Regions from separate parts of the Homo sapiens genome. Here region 2 is linked to region 1. A link is a loop called in an ENCODE intact Hi-C map of the cell type or tissue named here. Cell type or tissue: Calu3. All regions are shown on one strand. Links, peaks and the distances in the headings refer to the core of each region. The heading gives the core; the rest is flanking DNA. Region 1 overlaps TAX1BP1 (Tax1 binding protein 1). Region 2 overlaps LOC105375211 (a long non-coding RNA gene).

Region 1 (11,055 bases), core at 4,483-6,982:
ATACTAAATGCCTTAAACTGCCTCTGTCCAAAACCAGGTACCTAATGCTATGATAACAATAACAGCTATCTTGAGAGCTACTGTGTAGGAAATGTTATGTGCTTTATGTATAATACATTCTCATTTGATGAGCACATGGCCTAAGAATTAGGAACGACTATAAGGCTCGTTCACATGAGAAAAGTGAGCCACAGAGAAGTTAAGTAGTTTATCAAAGGTTACACAGCTAGTAAATGGAAGAACTGAGAATGATTTCAACTTTCCAATATCTTTAAACAAAAGTTTTCTAAAATAATAACTGAAAATTTTAATAATTGAGGTACTGAAATTTTGGTAATTTGATTTTTATCTACTCTTGATATGACCTTTCTTAACAGTGGTACTAATAAATAGATTAAGTTATAAGATACTCTCCAAAGATAACTTCCAGATCTCATTCACAAACTGCTAAATTCAAAGACTACTATATTGGTGTTGTGTGTTGTGGCAGAGACTGCTGGTTGTCTGCCAAATTATGACCTCCTTTCAACCATAGTAACTACATATCACTGCCCAACTATACTGTATTCCCAGCTTCTCTTGCAATGCATTATAGTCATCTAAATTATCATCAGTTAAATATAAATGAAATGATATATATTACTTCCACCTCTATAACTTACACTATTGATCATGCCTTGTCTAAGATCTCTTTCCCCTTTCATCCAGCTGAAACCAGGATATGTCAGTGACCAAGTTTCTATCACGAAGACATAAATTCTCTAGGAATCTAAGGGTGGGCAGTGGAATGATATAAAAGGTAACAAGGCCCCCGAATAATCATGCAAAGCAAATCTGCGATCCCCTCCCCAGACTTCAATGACTTATGACATAGACTGTTACATTAAGAACAACAAAAACTTTACACTGTTGGGTTTCTTTGTCTTCACTCTAATTCATTATTTATCCCTGACTAGTATTCAAATCAAGTAACTCATCTGATACACTGCCATTAAGACAAAAAATTAAATTGGCTATGTAATAAAGTATAAGATATGCATCACTGATCATACCCAAATTCAACTACTATTGTAAATTACTTTAAATATCTGAATCTTGAAGAGAAAATGTAGCAACTAAAAGCCAAAAATAGGGAAATTACAAAGCTAGTTCAAACACTGCTATGATACTGAGTACACTTAATCCAAAAACAGCCAATTTGAAGGGCAACAAATACATATGGTAGAGGATCTCAAAACAGCAAAGCACTTGTCAGAAAGTGCCTCAAGATATTTGCCTCAAAAATCAAAAATCTAGATATGAGCCAAGCACAGTGGTGCACACCTGTAGTCCCAGTTACTTGAGAGGCTGGGGTGAGAGGATGGCTGGAGTCCAGGAGTCTGAGGCCAGCTGGGAAACATAGTGAGGCCTTGTCTCTATATTTTAAAAAGAAAATTTTACATCAAGATATAGAATATTATTAAGCAATAAAAAGAAACAAAGTACTGATCTATGGATGAACCTCAAAATCATTAAACAAATATTAAAAAAAAGGCAAATATAGAGACAGAGAAAGTAGACTCAAGGTTACCTAGGGCTGGAGACAGGGGTATGTAAGGAGTGACTGTTAATGGACTCAAGGTTTCTTTGCAGGATGATAAAAAACATCCTAAAATTAAATTTTGGTGATGGTGGCATGACTCTATAAATATACAAAAAACCATCCAAATTGTATACTTTTTTTTTTTTTTTAAACGCAGTCTCACTCTGTTGCCAGGCTGAAGTGCAGTGGCATGATCTTGGCTCACTGCAACCTCCACCTCGCAGGTTCAAGCAATTCTCCTACCTCAGCCTCCCGAGTAGCAGGACTACAGGTGCGTGCCACCACACTCAGCTAATTTTTGTATTTTTAGTAGAGACGAGGTTTCACCATGTTGGCCAGGATGGTCTCGATCTCTTGACCTTGTGATCCACCCACCTCAGCCTCCCAAAGTGCTGGGATTACAGGCGTGAGCCACCGCACCTGGCCAATTGTATAAGTTTTTTAAAAATCAAGGTAACTGAAGTTAATATAGGTTGGCTTTTGGATGCTTGCTTTCTTTTATATCTGCAACTGAATAATCCTGGATACAATCTTACAGAACCTATCTATATTCTTGAGTACAATAAAAAGCATATTAAATAAAAGTCCACGTTTGTTAAACTACGTAATATAAAGTACAAGCAGCTACTCAAGAGTGTGACTAGGCGAACAGTACTAGACCACCGACAGTTACCAGGCTATATCAAGACAAGACACTTGTACAAAATATAAATCAACTACATCACTAACCACACTGTTGGGTTCACCTAACAGCTTTTCATAGCAATACTTTCTCAGTGAAGAAAGTAATGCATTTACATACATTGCAGTGTACATTTTTCATTCCAACACAGACCAGTAACAAAGTTTCTGAACCAGCTACTTTGAGTACCATGGAATAGAAAACTAAGAACAGAATGCCAAATACGTGCAGAAAAACCATACAGGCTTTTAAACCTGGGTACCTAGAATACCAGATAATTCAAATCACTTGAGAAAGAATATCTTGGCTCCTCTAAATAAACATTTCTCCTGATAGCGACTCTAAAACACACAATTAGATGCAACTAAAATCGTGCCAAGATAAAGTAACAAGAACCAAATGAACTCTACCACCTGAAAACTAAAAAACTGAATGAAGAACAGCTCTCAAGCCACTGGACATCAGGATAAAAGGTCAGTGATCCCTGAAAGAAAAGAAACAACAGAGGTCACCTCTATAACTGCTCCAGCTTATTACTGTCTAGAGAGACTTTTAAGGCCACAGGGCAAAGAGGCAAACTCAGGCAGAATCCAGTGGTCTCCCTGAGTTATGGAGAGAAACTGAGAGTCTAGGAAAGCTAAGGAGAATAGTTTCAGGAGAGAGTACCAGAGAAGAATCATGTAGAAAAAGAACTCGAGAGATCTGCAAGGAGTCCCCCTCAAGTCTTGAGCTGATTAGTGATCAGCATATGCGTGTGAGGAAATTAACCCAGGCTGGAGAAAGAATCACCCAAAAAGGACTACAGGGAACAGTGCCTGGAACTCAAAAAGGGCCAGGAATAGTGGTTATTCCTACCAGCCAGAGTGGAAAAACTCATAATTCATGGGAGAACAATTACAGTATTCTCTAATTGAAAGAAGGGTCTTTCCTCAGTAGTGGGGAGAGAGTAACCCCAGTCTAAATGCTGCTCTGGTACCACTAAACAAAGCTTGAAAACAAGGCTCAAAAAAATCAAACTGTTGCCAAGTAATTAAACCACATCCCAGAACAAAGCTCAAGAATATTTTTAGGAATATAAAAAATATCCCAACACCCAGCAAGGTATAATTCACAATATATGACATCCAATCAAAAATTACTAGGCATGCAGAGAGGCAGAAAAATATAACCCATAATGAGTAGAAAAGCCAATCAATCAAAACTGATACAGAAATGAGCCAGATGATCAAGTTAATGAACGGACATTTAAACATGTGTATTCCATATGTTCAAGAAGCTAGAAGAAAATTGAACACAGTAAACACATAGAAACATGAAAGACATGAAAAAGACTCAAATCAAACTTCTAGGAATGAAAACAACAATGTCTGAGATAAAAAATATATATATACTGGATGGGACTAATGGCAGATTAAATATTGCAAAGAAAAGATTAGTGAACTTGGAGACAAATAAAATTTAACTATTTAAAATGAAACAGAGAGAAAAGGGACTTAAAAAAAAAGCACAAGTGAAAAAAAAAAGCACAAGTGAACTCTGAAACAACTTTAAGCAACAAAACATATGTGTACTCGAGTCCCTGAAGAAGAGGAAAGACAGAAAAAACAGCTGAAGAAATAATGGCCTAAAATTTTCAAAATTTAATGAAAACCATAAGTATACAGATACAAAAAGGTCACTGAACCCCAAGCATAAAAAATAAAGAAAATAAAGAGGACACAACATAATCAACCACTTAAATTCAATGATAAAGAGTAAATCTTAAAAATAGTAAGAGGAAAAAAACACATTAAATATAAAGGAAGAAAAATACCAATGACACTGAATTTCTCATCAAAAACAATAAACGTGAGAAGAACCACATTTCTAAAATACTCAAATACAAAAACTATCTATCTAGAATTCTATACACAACAAAAATCTCTTTTAAAACTAAAGGTAAAATAAGACTTTTCCTAACATACAAAAGTTGAACAAATTCATCAACAGAAGACCTGCACTACAAAAATGTTAAAGAAAGTCCTTTCAGGTAGAAGGAAAATTATACCAGACAGAAACCTTTATCTATGCATTTTACCAGGTTGGTTCTTTATAAGAATCCTTAAAATTACTTACAATACACTGAAGAATACTTAAGTACTCCAAAAGGTACCACTACCATTTTGAAGGGAAAATGGTTAATTCAATTTCCTAAATGTTAATTTACATTACTAGAATTTCAAATTTGAAGTTGCATAAAATCTCCCTAAGAATTATGTACCATGGTAAATTTATCAGTCAGTGCTTGACCAGATAAGCAAACAGCTGGGGAGAGAGAGAAAGACAGACAGACGAACAGACAGACTGAGAGAGACACTAAGAGATTTGATCTTGTGTAACTGTAGAAGCTGGAACTAGCTTGTGTAAGGCAGGCAATCAAGAAAGACATCATAAAGTGGGAAAAGCAAGAACAAAATAGGATCCACAATCACCAGATGAAGCCCACCAGAACGGACTGAAAACTGAAGTCCATGTTGGTTTTTATTCTGACCCTGATAGTCTCAAGATGTCTTGAGCATGCTGGGGTCCTTCCTGACAGACCTAACCCAAGAGATGGAGAAACTGAAAGAGGATTCCACAGAAGGTAGGGCAATTGCAGCCTGGCTACTACTACCTCATACCAACAAGGTGAGCCAGGAGAGAAGCCACAACTTGTATAAGCTACAAAAATGGCTGCTGCTTCACTTCTGCCTTCAAATCTCATGCAAGAATCTCTCTTGTGTCTCATCCTAAACAAATTACAGAGAAGAGAACTCTGGAAAATAAGTTCAGCCTAGCAAGGTGACATATTACAAAGCTACCACCACAAAATTCCATTTATCAGAAAGAACTCCATTTGACTTAAGTTCCCGCAACTCAAAATTCTAAACTTTAAACTTTTAATACATATGATCCTTCAATTGTATTATCAATGAGTTTCATCTAACCATACCATTATGTGTCCTGGTATATTCTGATAAGAAAAATTTCTTCTATAAATGAGAAAACCATTTCAATGACTAATATCCACAAAGACATTACATTACTGTACTAAAACTATATGCTGATTTTTTCCCACAATTTATCCTTTCTGAAATGGAGATGCATCTTACAATCAACGGTATGTCTTAGTTTACTTGGATTATTTTTTTCCTGGCAGTAATGATGTATAACCATAGCTTCTCAGGCTCAATGAAGCAAGATATTAAAGGCTTCCCAAAATCTTTGCAGGAACTACTGATTTTCTATTAAAATTGTAATCAGGACAATCTTAAATAAATGTAAACCAAATTCCATAAAATGTGCAACATAATTTAAAAGGTATTAAACTTCTTTTTTCTGGTTTTCAATCAAAACATGCTAAGTAAATGGGCAATGTGGCACAGTTATGTGATCGCTAGAGGGAGACAAATGACTGCTGAGTTTTAGTAATACAAAATCTTTCAATTCATTTGTTAGCTGTTAAAAACTGGTATTTTCATCCCTTTAAATACCAGAATACCCACAATATTTATAAAATGATAAAGTACAAAATAGTGCTTTTTTAAAACTTCTTAAAAGAACTGGAAGGCCACAGAAAAACACTAAAGATGCATAAAAAGAAAACATTGTAAATAGCTCACATATAGTAAACCAGGACTGTCCAAGAATGATAGTTTTTAAATATATGTTTTTTTAAATCATTTTTCAAGACCATAAAATCCCATATTCCAAATAAAACGTCACCTTCAGACCCTTCTTTTGACTACAATTAAAGCTGGTCAGAATGCCACAAGCCCCAAAACTCATTGTTATCTATTTATTCCATAAATACTTGATGAATAAAGAGACATACTATACTTGTATCTGTTATTATAAGCCATTGTAATATAGTAACAAAAACACCTAGCTTGGGTTTTCAGGTTCTCAACTTTGCCACTTGTTAACTAGACGACTTATCCATGAGGAAGCCTGAACTCAGAAAAACTAAGTGACCACCTTATTTCAATGAGAATAAAAAGGAAAACTCTATCTGATGACAAGTTGTTCTTTGCAGTATATGCTGTCACTCTACAACAACACAAAATATCTTTACGTTTTAGAGAAGAAACAGCCAAAAAGATAAAGATAGCTTAAGAGGTCCACACTAACCAGAGAAGAGATCTTGCACATTCTCTCACTCCCATACCTATGATACTTCCCAAATACCTGGTGATGTCTCCTACCCAGTTTGTGAAACTTAAGAATCAAAACAGTATGAATACATTTAACAGTTTGTAACATCCTCCATTACATTGTTTTGGCAATATTACTTTAATATTCTCAAATATAGTTCAAAAATGCCTTGAAGTACATCACATCCATCTTATTATTCAAGTTGAAAATACAATTATATGAAAAAAACTCAATTCATAGTTTAGGCTCCAAAAAAATTATAAGCTAAATTAACTGAAAAACTTAACAGAGGCACAGCTCTTTTTACTCCTATTTGAAAAACAAGATTCAAAATCACTGGTTCTCTGAGCCTCAGTTTTAACTCTTTCAATTTCCAATACGTATCTAGCACTCCAAAATACAAACAAGAACACAATGAAACACACAAACTGCTAATTTTCACAGAAGTCTTTGATAAATGTAAAGATGGGGTTTCAAAAAATACTCATCAGTACAATAGATTATTTGGCAATAAAAGGAGTGAATTAACAATATATATTACAACATGGATGAACCTTGAAAACATTATGCTAAGTGAAATAAGCCAGTCACAAAGGCCACATATTATATGATTCCATTCATGTGAAATGTCCAAAATACACAAATCCATAGATACAGAAATTTCAATTAGTGGCTGTCTGGGACTGGGGGAAGCAATCAGAAGGTAAACGGTAGAGTAACCACAAGTAAGTAAAAGCTTTCTTTTGGGGATGAATTTGTTCCTAAATTAGACTATGGTAATGGTTGCATGATTTTGTAAATACATTAAAATCCATTGAATTGTATAAACTGGTGAACTTTATGATACACAAATGACATCTCAATAAAGCTGTTTTGAAAAATAATCAATTAGATCAGCTCACATCTTTGGCCCTCAGAAGTATACAGCAGTGGTTAAAAGCACGGACTGGAGCCATACTGCTAGCCTCTATCACTTACTAACTGTGCAATCACGGACAAGTAAGTAGCCTCTCTGTGCTACCTCTGAAAAATGCAGACGATACTGCTTACTTCACAGGACGAAGTTAGCTAACATATGTAAAGCACTCAAATCACCATCTGGCTTTTATTAAGTGTTATATGAGTTATTTTTATTAATGAGCCTTTTTCAAGAGAGGAGGGGAGAAATCTTCCCTTACAGTTGAACCAGAAAGGAATGGAAAATTATCCTTAATAATAGAGTTACTTTTTAAATCTAGGATGTACATGAATAATGAAGTAGATACCACAAAAATCTAGGGGAAATACAATATGTAATTTATTGTTTCTCAATTTATAAACATTATCTTGTTTTAGTTTTAATCTACTTTGTAATCCTAGTTTATTCCTTCAAGCAGCCAATTTCATAAAATAACATTAAAAACAAACACATAATTTAAACCAATCTGTTGTAATAATCCCAACATATCCAATTCTTTTAATTTACCAAGTTAAAGAATTGTAATTATCAGAATTTCATTTAGTTTTAATTATTAGAGCACTTTAGAGTGATAAAAGTCAATGTGATAAAAGATGAAAAATTTTATTAATAAACAATTACAGAATTTAATTCACTTTTATTTTTTGTCAAGTATGGAATAGGTAATAAGCTAGTCATATTATTTTATAAAAGAATGGAAATGCAATAAATTTCTCCTATTATGAAGAAAATGAAGGTCTCTGCTTATTACATGGAGAATCCATTACAAAACTTTAAATGAAATTATAGATGATACATCAGAACAATCTTTCAGATATTCAACAGTTTATATACTCAGTACCTCAAATAGAAGACCTCTAGAACTACTATAGGATTCACACCATGGAACAGATTTAAAACAAGTGCCAAGAAATGTCACAGATTTTATAAGCCATCCAACCAGACCAGTTTGAAAGTCTGGAGTTGTAGCTGCCCAGCAGGCATGCTTGATTAAAATGGAGACTAATTTTGGAATATGAAGCAAATTCATAAAAAAAAAAAAACTAAAAGTCCATTGACTAGTAACAAAGAGGAACTATCTCTCCTGGCCAACACGTTTTATCCCCAGAAATAAACAATTGTCACCACATATGTCTTATAACTTAGAGGGTTTTTTTGGTTACATTATGTATCCATTATACTTTTAGAATCTGAGGGAAATGCTATGAATTTCCAGTCCTGTTGGATGACACTTTATATTGTAGTCCTTCCTTGATGATTCTCTGGTTCCTATTATGAAAAACAGTAAAATAATAATAGCTACTTACATTTAGAGAGAACTTCCCATGCATCAAGTACCATTCCAGGTCCTTTGTCAATTTTTTTCTATAATATGGAATATCATTTAAAAAATCACTTTCAAGTGCTTCCCAGAGAATATGCCCCAATGCAAGAATGGCAGCAGAGAAGCAGTCTCCTCCAAGATTCGTGACTGTCATCAAGATTTAAGAGTTGGCATAAAAACTTCTGCTGAAGACCTCTTCTGAGCACCAAGGCCACAATGTCCTACAAGTTTTGCTTCATTAATCCCCTGACCTCAGTCTACCACTTTAGTCTTGTCTGTAGTCCTTAACCCCTTTATCACCTGGAGAGCACAGAGAATCTGAGACTGTTTAAATCTTAGCTACTACTCAAATGGACCAGAGAAATGGCCCGATGTGTGTGTGTGTATATATATATGTAATTTCACACAAATGAAGGCCTATCATTCCGCCATTCCTATTCTCACAATCATCCATTCCTTCCTTGGATTTCAAAGTAATCAGAGTCAAAACCTCAAAGCCCACATTTCAGGATATTCTTGATCTCATGGGCTTAGGACATGGTGAAATGGGCCTTTTTCATGAGTCATCTATCTCACCTTGATCCCTCTGGCTTGTAATACAGTGAAAAAAAAAAAAAAGATTGACATTAAACTTTGGAAAACTACCAAATCCAGGTATAAATCATGAGAAAAATATGTGAAGAATGGAGAAAAAGAGAGTAATAACTACACAAAGCAGCAAGAGAATTACAACAAATGAGTAAAAAAAAAAAAAAAAAAAAAAAAAAAAAAAAATTGCTGAATGTCCTAATAGTCATCGAGGGCACATATTATGAGATTTTACTATATTTTAATACTTGGTATACCTGCTTCAAAGGTTCAAATGAAAAAAGTAGTTCCTTAACCAAATGGAAAATCCTACTCCTATAGTCTGCTGCAGGACACTAAGTGTTCCCCAGGAGTAAAACTGGGAAATACTTGCATATTTTTAACTAAAAAGGCTAACGATAGAAAAGACAGAATTGAAGACTTCACATTTATAAGGAGATTTGTAAATGTACATAGTACTTGACATTATGTTTACCCTCTAACTCAAAAGAGCAATCCTCAAACAAATAGAACAAAGCAAGGAAAATCTTTTCAGAATTTAAGACTTACTTGTATAACATCTCTGCCCAGGTGTGCAATATATAACCACTCCACTGGAGTATACAAATGTTTGAGAATCACTGCACTAGCGGTTCATTTAGCAATTATTAAGCAATTGCTGGAGGCCTTGTTGGACAAAAGGATAACAGAACAGACCCCACCCTCAGGAAACAATAGCTCAATACTGTAAATGGGCATAAATATGCCCAACCGGCTCTACTGTACATGAGACTGTAATATATAAGATCACAGTCTGTGTAAGTTTCAGAACAAACTGCTTTTCTTGTGAAAATATTAAATAAACAAGTCAATGACTAGATAACTGTTTTTTCACTGTTTTTGGCTTCTTACAAGTCTATTTCTATCACTAATGAAGCCACAATGTTTTCTGCTTCATTGTACCTGTCTCTCTTTTTCTTAGCTCAAGAAATTCTGCCAATTTTAACTAGTTTGTTTCTTAGGATAACATAGCATTTCACCCATTAAAAATTTCAAAATTTTGTCTAATACTACATCTTATTTCACCAAATTATGCTTTTTTGAAAAGTAATTTTAATTTATGTATCCCATTTTTCCTTTATTCAGCGTTTATCATTTCTAATTGTATTTCTAAACAAAAAAAATCAAGTATTCTACAATTAGATGTAAAACATCTGGAAATAGTTGTCAGGGACTACCTCAACAAGCCTGGTACCAAAAGTCTAAAAGTATTTTAACCATCTTACAAACATAAAAGCAGCTGTGGCAGAAGGTTAATAGGAACTGACCTGTTCTTGTATAAACGTCTATCTAAAAGGCTACTTTTCTCAGTACCTGGTTTTCACTTACTTAATTGGTTCAGCTCTTTAAAAAGGTGGGTTTCAGGCAATATACTATCAACTTCAATCAGTTACATAAGACACAACTAACCTTTTGTTCTGCTTGCAGTTGGTCACATCTTTCTTTCTCATGGTTAAGTTCTCTTTCCATTCTCCCAACTTGTTCTCGAAGTTGTGCTGTTTCTTTTTCCAGAACGGCAATTAACTTTAACAGTTCTTCTTTTTCTTTCATGGTTTTCTCAATTTTCAACTATAAAGCAAAAAACTCAGATTAATTAGTTTTTTGCTTAATCCTAAAATATGTTATTACAAATTTAGTTTTCCATTTCCAAAAAAAATAATGAAGACATTCACAGAAAGAACTCTTACATTCTACCTACTTTATATCAA
Region 2 (11,055 bases), core at 3,516-6,015, 76 kb after region 1:
TCAAAACCTCAGGTTTAAATACTTAGATTTTTATTTCATAGTTTGTGATTATATGAGAATGAGTTGCATGAACAAAATATTAAAGTCAATTTTGTTTTTCTTTTAAAATTATTATCATTACTTTTAGCTCTTAGTGGATATGATTTTCATCTTTTCATATTTTACATTCCACAAGACATTGTATTAACAAAGACTTTTTTAAATCCACCTTTTCTGGAAAAGACATTTTTATGTTCACAGGCATTCTGCCTTATGTTTATAGAAGCATCTAGGGAGAAAAAAATGCGTTCATGTTGAGGATGAGTGAATTTTGTCACGCAGGATAAGTAATTTTCACAGACCCTCATTCTATGCAGGTTTTCTCTTTCTCAAGAGATGGGGTCTTACTCTGTTGCCCAGGCGGGAGTGCAGTGGTGCAATCATAGTTTACTGTAACCTTGAATTCCTGGGCTCAAGCGATGCTCCCACCTCAGCCTCCCAAGTAGCTGGGACTACAGGTGTGCACCACCATACCTGGCTAGGTTTTTTTGGTTTTTATAGAAACAGAGTCTCACTATGTTGCCCAGGCTGGTCTTGAACTCCTAGCCTCAAGTGATCCTCCCACCTTGGCCCCCCAAAGTGTTAGGATTACAGGCATGAGCAACCACACCCACACCTGGCCCTCTATGTAGATTATATCTAAATCTCAACATATTAGATGTATACCTTTGATTGATAACTACTTTTCTATAGCATAATAGAAATTGGATTCAGAAATGATCTAGTAGATACTATGCACAGTCTGAAAGGCAACTTAAGTCATCACAGGTCAGTCTGTTTATATTAGAAAACTATATTGATTCAGTGGTATTGATAAGATGCTTTTGGATACAAGTAAAAAAATCAATTAACAAGTGGCATTAAAAGATAGCTTATCTTTTGGTGCATGCCTTTAGTCCTAGCTACTCAGGAGGCTGAGGCAGGAGGATCACTTGAGCCCAGGAGTTTGAGGTTGCAGTGAGCTGTGATTAAGCCACTGTACTCCACCCGGGTGACAGCCTGGGTAACAGACAGTAAGTTGGCTTTTATGCGATATCTTAAGCTTCATCCTCATTGTCACAAAACGGCCTTCTGGGCTTCAAACATCACATCTTTTACCTGATCACATTAAAAACAGAAAGCCTGGGGATGGGGGGTGGGGAGAAACTTTTATTCTTTTCTTCTTTCCAGAAATTCTCAGCAGACTTCACCTCACATCATAAACCAGAACTGGGGTCACAGGGAAGCTAGGAATGGGAGTACTGGGTATTTTCTGTCTCTGTTATAGAATATAGATGGCCCTGCCAGCAAGGAAGGAGACCTTGGGAAGGAAACCAACGAGGTCTGCCACAAGGGTCTTGTAGCTATCGTCACTCCATGTGCCTTGCATCTTTCTTACGGCCAATGAGCTAAAACATGGAGGATGTGAATGTCACATGGGGTGGAAGGAAGAGGAGAGGGCTAAAAGACACATGGCGGCGGGGCATGGTGGCTCACGCCTGTAATCCCAGCACTTTGGGAGGCTGAGGCGGGCAGATCACCTGAGGTCAGGAGTTCGAGACCAGCCTGACCAACATGGTGAAACCCTGTCTCTACTAAAAATACAAAAATTACCTGGGCCTGGTGGCGGGTGCCTATAATCCCAGCTACTTGGGAGGCTGAGGCAGAGAATTGTTTGAACCCGGGAGGCAGAGGTTGCAGTGAGCTGAGATTGCACCACTACACTCCAGCCTGGGTGACAGATTGAGACTCCGTCTTAAAAAAAAAAAATAAAAGACACATGCCTGGTATAGAATGTTAGTCTGATGAATATGTAATGTGCCAGAGTCAGAAAAATTGTAAACTATCCCTAATCCGCAAAGCTATTCAAGTTAGCAGGACAAAACTTCGAGGTTAATCAGATGAATGCTGATATTCAACATTCAGCTGATTTCCCTCAAAAATCTTCAATGGATCTTTTTCCTACTCTCTGAAGCCTCACACATATTGAAAGTGATCTTTCTGTGGGAATTTTCTATCTTAAGTGTTTGACTGGTTTTTCCTCATATTTATTTGTTCATAATTGTTATTCAAGAGCTCTCTTGTGCTGTCCTAGGTTCTGGGTCATTATATGGTAATTCATGGTTAGAAATCCAGAAACCAACGGATAGAGCATTGTTTATTCTGGAAGATAAGATAATCCCTTATTTGCGTTTATTAATGAGGAGCCTCCCTGACCTTAACAGAATACAAAGAAAGATGGCACGCCAAATTCGGGTTTCATTCAATAAAATTGTACCTTCCTATCAACCTACCAAGAGCTATTTTCAGCATTTTCCTTAGAACAAAACAGTTAATGAATAGCAAACCAAAAGGGAAGGTTGACTGGTCACTGTGTATTGTAAAGTGTAGACAAACATCTTTTGTTTTGCTATTGTTAATGATAAACATGATAATGTGCATCTTAATCAAATTTAAAATGTGGGCATTTGAATATTTTTAATTAGAAGGACTAGTGCACAGTGCCACCTTTAGTCAAATCTAGAGTTCCCGTTTCAGGCTTAAATAATAAATGTGGGCATTATTACCTTTTACAATACACCATTGATAGAACACCAACTTTAAAGCCAATTAAAGGTTGGCAATCTTCCTACCATTGGCAAAGTAACACTTGTTAACAGTTCCCCTTGTGACACGTTTCAGCGTAATCACTGATTTCTGGAAACCTTATTTAGCACTTACGGATATTTTGAAATCTCTAATGAGTTTCTTTTTATAGACATTTTTACGTTTTACTCTAATTTTTTAAAGGTGTTCAGGTAGTTTAATTTTATACGCTCAGATGTGCATGTACCCAGATATTTATATGTGAAAGATAAAATGTCAGAATATGTAGAACTATACTCTATAAATAATAGTTTACTCATAATGCGCAGATTTTAATGGTTCCATTTTTGAAATAGAATTGTGCCCAAATTCATTCAGAAAAATCTCACATTAGAATCTAAATATGCAGAAATTGTTGTTTAATAAACTACAAGTTCTTGTAATTTAAAAACAAATTTTAAAAACTGGTTTGAATAAGTAAATTCTTTCACAGTTATTTACTTGAAATAAAAATGTTGTGGAGGCTAGTAAAGTCTTTTTTCATTTCACATGGAAATAATTTGATAAGCTTGGCAAAGATGTGAGAAACATAAAAATGAGCTAAGAAAATTCAAGTTATTTCAGCCTTGAGTTACTAACACCAAACAGAGAACTAGTTTTCACCAATTAAAGAGCAGTTTGATTATACGCCATGTAAAATGCTAATGCAGAAATGAACAATAGCTATTTCTCATTTAAATTTAGTCATCTGGAATGCTTCAAGTAGATAACATTAATGCAAGATGATACAATGCATCCAGATATTGGCAGTAGATTGATTTAAGTAGACATAAATGATCTTTAAAAAATCAGCAACCTTCAGAAGCTGCTTACATCACTTTTGCTTTATTTATGTAATGTAGTCACACATTAATTAGCAATACTGTACAAGAATAGAAAATCATAATTTAGGCCAGGCATGGTGGCTTACGCCTGAAATCCCAGCACTTTGGGAGGCCAAGGCAGGCAGATCACTTGAGGTGAGGAGTTTGAGACCAGCCTGGCCAATATGGCGAAACCCCATCTCTACTAAAAATACAAAAAAATTAGCTGGGTGTGGTGGCACGTGCCTGTAGTCCCAGCTTCTAGGGAGGCTGAGGCATGAGAATCGCTTGAACCGGGGAAACAGAGGTTGCAGTGAGCAAAGATTGTGCCAGTGCACTCCAGCTAGGCAACAGAGGGAGACTGTCTCAAAAAAGAAGAAAGGAAAGAAAGAAAGGAAAGAAAGAAAGAGAAAGAAAGAAAATCATAATTTAACATATCTTTATCTTAGCCATCTATTCCTTGACCCACAAGGTCAAGCTTATGTCAGGACTAAATATCAATATAAACATTCAATTGCCCTCCTTTTTAAAAAGAACTCAACTGTTATTGTTGCAAGCTTAATTAAATACAAATTATTTAATTTGATTTAATAAACAGAAAATTATTCCAAAGAAGTGTACTTGGTATTTAGGGATGTGTTTTTTAAAAATTTAGAGCAAGACACAATTGAAAAGTTTGCAAGTAATGTCGATAATGGTGAAAAATCAGATACAACCTGATTTTTGTAAATAAAAATTAAGGTTTGCTTAAATATTTTTTTCACTTGGTATGGCAGGGACTGTTAGTTGCCTACCCATATCCATTCACCTTTATTTCTTAGTAAAAGCCTTATTTCTTGCTGGGTGGCCATGTATCCAGCAAAAAGACTACATTTTCCAGCTGTCCTTAGAGTTAAGTGTAGTCCCATCACTAAGTTCTGGCTAATGAGATGAAAGCAGAGCTGGGCTTCTGCGAAGTCTCCCTCTAGAGAGCTGATTCAGCCCAAAGGGGAGACTTCTTTGCACCCCTTTTGCTGATGTTGAACTTCAACAGTCAGCTTGGACCATGAAGTGACCTTGAGGTTGGAGACCCTCATATGAAGGAGGAAAAAGATAAAGAAGACCAAATCCTGGAAGATTTGGAGTGTGCAGTCATACAAGGACCTCTGCTCAGAAGGGCCTCACATGTGGTTCAATGCTCTATTATTGCTACCTTGAAACTTTTAATAACTGTCATCTTTGATGTTATATTTTTTGGTTTTGTTTTGTTTTTTGAGACTGGATTTCCCTCTATGGCCCAGGCTGCAGTGCAGTCTCACTGCAGCCTCTGCCTCCTGAGCTCAAGTGATCCTCTCTCCTCAGCCTCCAAAGTAGCTGGGACTACAGGCATGTGCGTCCACGTCCGTTTGTTTTGTTTTGTTTTATTTTTATTTTTTTATTTCTTGAAGACACAGGGTTTTGCCACATTGCCCAGGCTGGTCTCAAACACCTGAGCTCAAGTGATCTGCCTGCCTTGGCCTCCCAAAGTGCTGTGATTGCAGGCATGAGTCACCACACCGAGCCTGAGGTTGTGCTTTCTACATAAAGTCTAGTAGAACAAGGAAGCATGTGTGTGAAAAGAGAAGTTACACACAATCAGCACGTCTGCTGTTTCTTGTTGCCCTATTTGCATGTAGTCTCATGAGCTCTGAATTCCGGAGGCCCCACAATGAGTGAGAGTTCAATGAGACTCAGAGTGTACAAGGAAAATGTGTTAGATCTATGACTAATTAATTGGAGTACTGATGGCCCCAAGAGGCCACACTTTCCATCTGAACTAGAACTTGCTATGCAGAAAGAAGGCAGTGGCATTTCTAGGAACATAAACAATCAAGGAATCCTGTTGTGTCATTTCTTACTTATGTTACTTCCCTGTAGTAGTCAACAACTTACCCTGAAAATAATAACATAGAAGGAAAAGGGAAGTTAGACAGCCCATAGTTCCTTTTAATTTCAGTCCTTCCTTACTTATCAGTAAGCCAAAGGTAGAAAGTGTTGGTAGAAGCTGCTTGTATCAAGAAGTGAAATAAAAACAGTTAATTTCATTTTGTGCAACATTTTCATTCTTCTGGTTAAGAACAAAGTACAAATGCACACACATATTATAAAATATGAATTATGTGATTTCGGTGATCTCATGTACACACATTAAATGTTCTTATATTTGCATTTAAAACTAGCATTGCTTAATATAAAGATGAAGGGTAAAATTCATGCTATCAATTTACGTTTTTACGTATTTTTTGTTACTTAGATCAACAATAGGAAATTTTAAAAAAACACCAGGGCAAGTCAAGAGAGAGGTCCCAGTAGAAAAGAAAAATCTTTATATTTCAGTACTCTTTTTTTGTTTGTTTGCAACCTCCGCCTCTCAGGCTCAAGCGATTGTGCTGCCTCAGCCTCCCAAGTAGCTGGGATTACAGGCACCTGCCATCATGCCCAGCTAATTTTTGTATTTTTGTAGAGACGGGCTTTCACCATGTTCGCCAGGCCGGTCTTGAACTCCTGACCTCAGGTGATCTGCCCGCCTAGGCCTCCCAAAGTGCCGGGATTACAGGCATGAGCCACCACGCTCAGCCTATGTTTCAGTACTCTTAATGAAACACTTTTTAAATTTTTGAACAGGGGCCCCCACATTTTCATTTTGCACTGGGCCCCACAATTACAGTCAGCCTTGACGTCAAGGAACCACCACACCATCCCTAAACTGCCTGCTTTTGTGTTTAAATCACCGTTTCATTTTAGTCAAATATAATCCTTGCCCTTACAGTGTGCAGTATAGTCACTACACTGCTGCTAAAGAAAGATGTTTGAGGCCGGGCGCGGTGGCTCACGCCTGTAATCCCAGCACTTTGGGAGGCTGAGGCAGGCGGATCATGAGGTCAGAAGATCGAGATCATCCTGGCTAACACAGTGAAACCCCGTCTCTACTAAAAATACAAAAAATTAGCTGGGTGTGGTGGCGGGCGCCTGTAGTCCCAGCTACTCCGGAGGCTGAGGCAGGAGAATGGCATGAACCCGGGAGGCGGAGCTTACAGTGAGCCGAGATTGCGCCACTGCACTCCAGCCTGGGCGACAGAGCGAGACTCCATCTCAAAAAAAAAAGATATTTGATTTTTTGGAAAACCTTTGTTGGGTTTCAAAAACAGTGGGGTATAGAAAGTATTTTTTTTTAATTTTTGTTTTAAATATACAAACACACACATAGCATACATAGAAAAAAAAAGACCAGAAATAATTACACCAAAATATTAATGTTCATAATATTTATCTCTAAGAGTTGGAATTATTGGTGTTACCTATTTTCTTTGTACTTGTGTGATTTTCTGTTGTTCAGTATTTCTTAAATGAATATTTAATATTTTTATAATTAGATGAAATTTAGAAAATTTACAAATGAATCCTGAATCAGTATGAAATTTACTATTGAATCTAGAAACTATGTTAAACTTAGTCATGTAATTTTTTTTATACTTCCCTTAATTTGGGGATTTTCAAACTATAAAAATAATACAGGCTAGTTGTAACAACTGAGATTATACAAAGTTATATTTTAAAAAAACAATTTTTCCTGGCACATGCCTGTGGTCCCAGCTACTTAAGAGCCTAAGATAGGAGGACTACTTGAGTCTAGGGGTTCCAGTTAGCCTGGACAACACAGCAAGACCCTGTCTCTTTTAAAAAGCCAAAAAACTATTTTATGTATATATTCTGTCTCTGCCATCTAAGGCTCACATGTTAAATGACCAACATGTATCATTTCACAAATTATATAGTATAATCTAGCCTATATAATTTGCTCATCTCACACACACACAGATTGATTTTTGAGTTTGTTTTCTGTGAAATAGAATTATAAATGTGAATCCACAATTTACTATTTTTACTTAATATATCACAAACTTCTCTAAAAGAAAATACATAAATTTATCATGTTTCTTATTTCTCCATGTGTACATAGAGACATATTTCAAATCCCATTTTAAGCTTCTCATTTTGGAACTTGGAGATGTCTTTTGACAAAGATGCTTTGCTTGACCAAATTTTAGTCAGGCTCCTGAACCTTCTCCTAGGCCCATCTATGCTCTTCCTTGTAAAATCCAGTTTTGGCAAGAGCCCTGCTAAGTCAGTTTAGCAAGAACTCTCCATCCTGCATTTCCTATCACCCTCAATAGCTTGATCAGGTTCCTCAAACTCCGCCATCCTGCAGGAGATGTCTGATCACCCTGGCCTGTCTTCAGCAAGAATCCTGTTAGGTCAATTTCACCAGAATCCCCCTTACCCTTAATGTGTCCTCTTAGTAATTTTTATCCACTGAGCCCTACCCTGCTTCTTGGCTATAAATTCCCATTTGCCTGTGTTGTATTCGGAGTTGAGCCCAATCTCTCTCCTCCACTGCAAAATCCCCTCGCCATGGTTCTTACACTTATTGCAGTCTTCCTGAATAAAGTCTTCTTTAGCATGCTTTAACAAGCATCATTGAATAATTTTTTTCTTTATCACTTCTAAGTATAGACTTATTAAAATAAACATTCTGTCTATGATGCTGTGGAGGGCAGAGGGTGGTTTTCTTGTGGGTAGGATGTTGCTTCCAAGTAAACTCATTCTGTCGTCTTGATCAGAGTATATGGAAGGGAATGCTTTAAATTTGTGTTTCCAGACAAGATATATTTCCCATCCGTATGTTTTCTCCTTGCCTGCACTTTCTTATGCTGTATTTCATCCTATATCATGCTAAAACATTGAGTCAGTCCTCTGGTCTGCAGTATGCTTTCTGGTACATCATTCTCCTATTCTCTTGATGGAAAATAGGTTTGGTGCCTTGAAGAAGTAAGTCAATACATAATTCAATATTGATTAGATTAACCTTAGAAGGCTAGGCAAACAGAAGCTTTACCTTAACAGCACCTGCTGAGGAACTGGGGGAATTGGGGGGATGCCTATTGGTTCGCAAAAGTTATAAGGTAGACCATATTGATATTATAAAATTATGATTATTCCTACATGATAGTGAAAACAGATTTGTAAGGAACTGTCTCAAAACTGATGACTTTGGGCCCTTGCGTAGACAGAGTCTCAGTGAATTCCTCGGTGACCTCAGTGTCCTTATTAGTATGAAGCAGTTGGCAAGAAGATTCTGTCTACTCTCTAGTGCACGTGTATACACTTAACTGCACTTAAATCTTCATTTAATCTGAGCTGAGGAAGAGTTCTGTACCAATGAATGGTTTTCTCATCATTTTAAAATATGTTACATGAGTAGTTAACTTGTTTCTTCTTGGTAACATGTCCACCATTACAATTTATAATGAATCACACTTTAATTTTGCTTATTTATGGCTTTATCCTTATTAACAGTTATTCATTGTTCATTGGCTGTGCTCTGCAGTCTCTGCTGATGAGACTAGAAAATGTTCCTATCACCACAGGGAACAGGTAATTACTCTTTTGGGATTATATTCTTGAAAAAAAAATTGGGGAGTTTTTACTCCTCAAATGAGTCAACAGAAAAATCTTTACAGGATGCAAGCGCAAAATATAGATGAATCAGCCACTACATCAAAAATATTATGGAAACAAGAGAAAAAAAGAAAAACGCTTCCAAGTCTATAGCTAGAATATCTTTTTCAAAGCTCGATTTTTGTACCAAAAGTTGTAGCCACACCTAGTTTATTATCGCAAGGGCTTTGCCTACAAGGCAGATAGAAAATAAAAATTAAGTGCAGAAAAGCTAAATCAAAAATTAACCCTCTGCTCCAAATATGTATCAATACATTACTATGTCTCCCCAAACCAAGGTCATCCCAGGTTCAATGTGGTGATTAAAGAGAGCCTTGTCCTCAAGGCCTGGCCTTGCCAGAAGCAAGCTTATGCAATAGGAAGTTTGTCTCTGTCACATGCACATCTCCAAACAGCTCCCTTTCTCTTTGCAGTCGCTTCTTCTCCCTCCCTCTACCTCTCAGGGGTCTCCCTGTCCCTGCTAAATTTTTCTCTCAGCTGGCAGCAAATTAATGGGTAAGAGGGTACCGTTTGTGGAGAAAATTGTGCTGCTTAGCATTTACAGTCTTTATATTATAGTTTCAATTTTTTTTTTTTTAGTTATTAGAAACAGGGAGGAAAATTCTGGTAGAAAAACCAGTTTGGCTCTGGGTCAGTGAAACCATCTGGCAATTTAATATAATCAAACTTTAGTAATTAATTTTTCATTATAATTGTGTTAAGTGACCCTAAGGTATCTAAGCAGCAGAGGTGGAAGAGGGAAAGTAAAAGTTAGTAGTTCTTTCGCGATTTTCTTTTTCATAGGGTAGAAATAGTCATGGGATCTACCAGACTATGGGGAAATTGCTATTTTCTTCTTTTTTGAGAAATATTTAGCAGAGGGGAAAAACCACCACCAGGAGAACTGTAATCAGAAACGTTTGCTCTTGTAGGGGTTAAAATATAAGTGTAATAGGCTTAAATATTGGGAAAATTGAATTTAAACACCAGGTACTTCCCTCCTATAGCATAAAAGATAGTGGGACTGAAAGCTAGTATGTCCTCTGGCCAAATTCTATATTCAACAGGAAAATCCCCACATTTGAATAGACTCAAGAGTAAAAAAAGGGCCGGGCACAGTGGCTCATGCCTGTAATCCCAGCACTTTGGGAGGTCAAGGCGGGTGGATGATGAGGTCAGGCGTTCGAGACCAGCCTGGCCAACATAGTGAAACCCCGTCTCTACTAAAAATACGAAAAATTAGCCAGGGGTGGTGGTGGGCTCCTGTAATCCCAGCTACTCGGGAGGCTGAGGCAGGAGAATCGCTTGAACCTGGGAGGCAGAGGTTGCAGTGAGCCAAGATCGTGCCACCGCACTACAGCCCAGGTGACAGAGCAAGACTCCGTCTCAAAAAGAAAAAAAAGAAAAAAAAAAGTTTGCTTAGTTAACTGACTTTTTACTAACATGTTATGTTCTTTTCCATCCTTCTCTTTTCAATGGGGTATTTTTAATAATTATGGCTGTAAGTTATATAGTTATATTTTCTTAATAGAGTTTAAACTGTTCAAAGTATTTTTCTGGTTCTTTAGACCCAGGGCCTTCAAAATTCTTTGCAAATTTAATCTCCAAAGCATTTTGAAAAACAACGGGTCTCTTGAACATTTTACAAGGATATCTAAAAATATTTTATCTTAAGTTTAAGTCATTGCAAATAATGTATTTCCTGGTGTATTATAATTTGAATATGTACTTTATTTTATTTTTTGGGACAAGGTCTTTCTGTCTGTGGCCCAGGCTGGAGTGCAGCGGCTTGATCATCGCTTACTGAAGCCTCAAACTCCTGGGCTCAAGAGATCCTCCTGCCTCAGCCTCCCAAGTAGTAAAACTACAGGCACACAGCACTGTGCCCAGCTTATTTTTCATTTTTTTGTAGAGATGGAGTTGGGGGAGGGGGTGGCAGTCTCACCATGTTGCCCAGGCTGATCTGGATTTCTAGCCTCAAGTGATCCTCCCCCTTCAGCCTCCCAAAGTGCTGGGATTACTGGCTTTAGGCACAGTGGCTGGCCTAATTTTATTTTTATCAAATCCTTGG

What was found. A loop is a pair of places that touch in the nucleus more often than their neighbours do. Peaks named below come from ENCODE experiments on the same cell type or tissue, not always from the same donor. Only the 100,000 strongest peaks of a DNase experiment are listed, where the experiment ranks them.
Region 2: a loop joins it to region 1, with 4 times the contacts of the local background. A loop is called at or near these places in 15 of 110 quality-filtered maps.

The regions. Positions count from the first base shown.
Region 1 is chr7:27,769,536-27,780,590 of GRCh38, reverse strand. TAX1BP1 (Tax1 binding protein 1) reads right to left here. Exons shown (of 17, transcript NM_006024.7): 5 at 10,757-10,915. Among named protein-coding and RNA genes, the nearest start is that of TAX1BP1-AS1, 34 kb to the right of the region's middle. In Calu3, for the core only: a CTCF peak has its summit at 5,688; a DNase peak (open chromatin) is centred at 5,680.
Region 2 is chr7:27,692,290-27,703,344 of GRCh38, reverse strand. The region is part of intron 2 of LOC105375211 (a long non-coding RNA gene); the gene reads right to left. Among named protein-coding and RNA genes, the nearest start is that of HIBADH, 35 kb to the right of the region's middle. In Calu3, for the core only: no CTCF peak of the experiment used is centred there; a DNase peak (open chromatin) is centred at 5,014.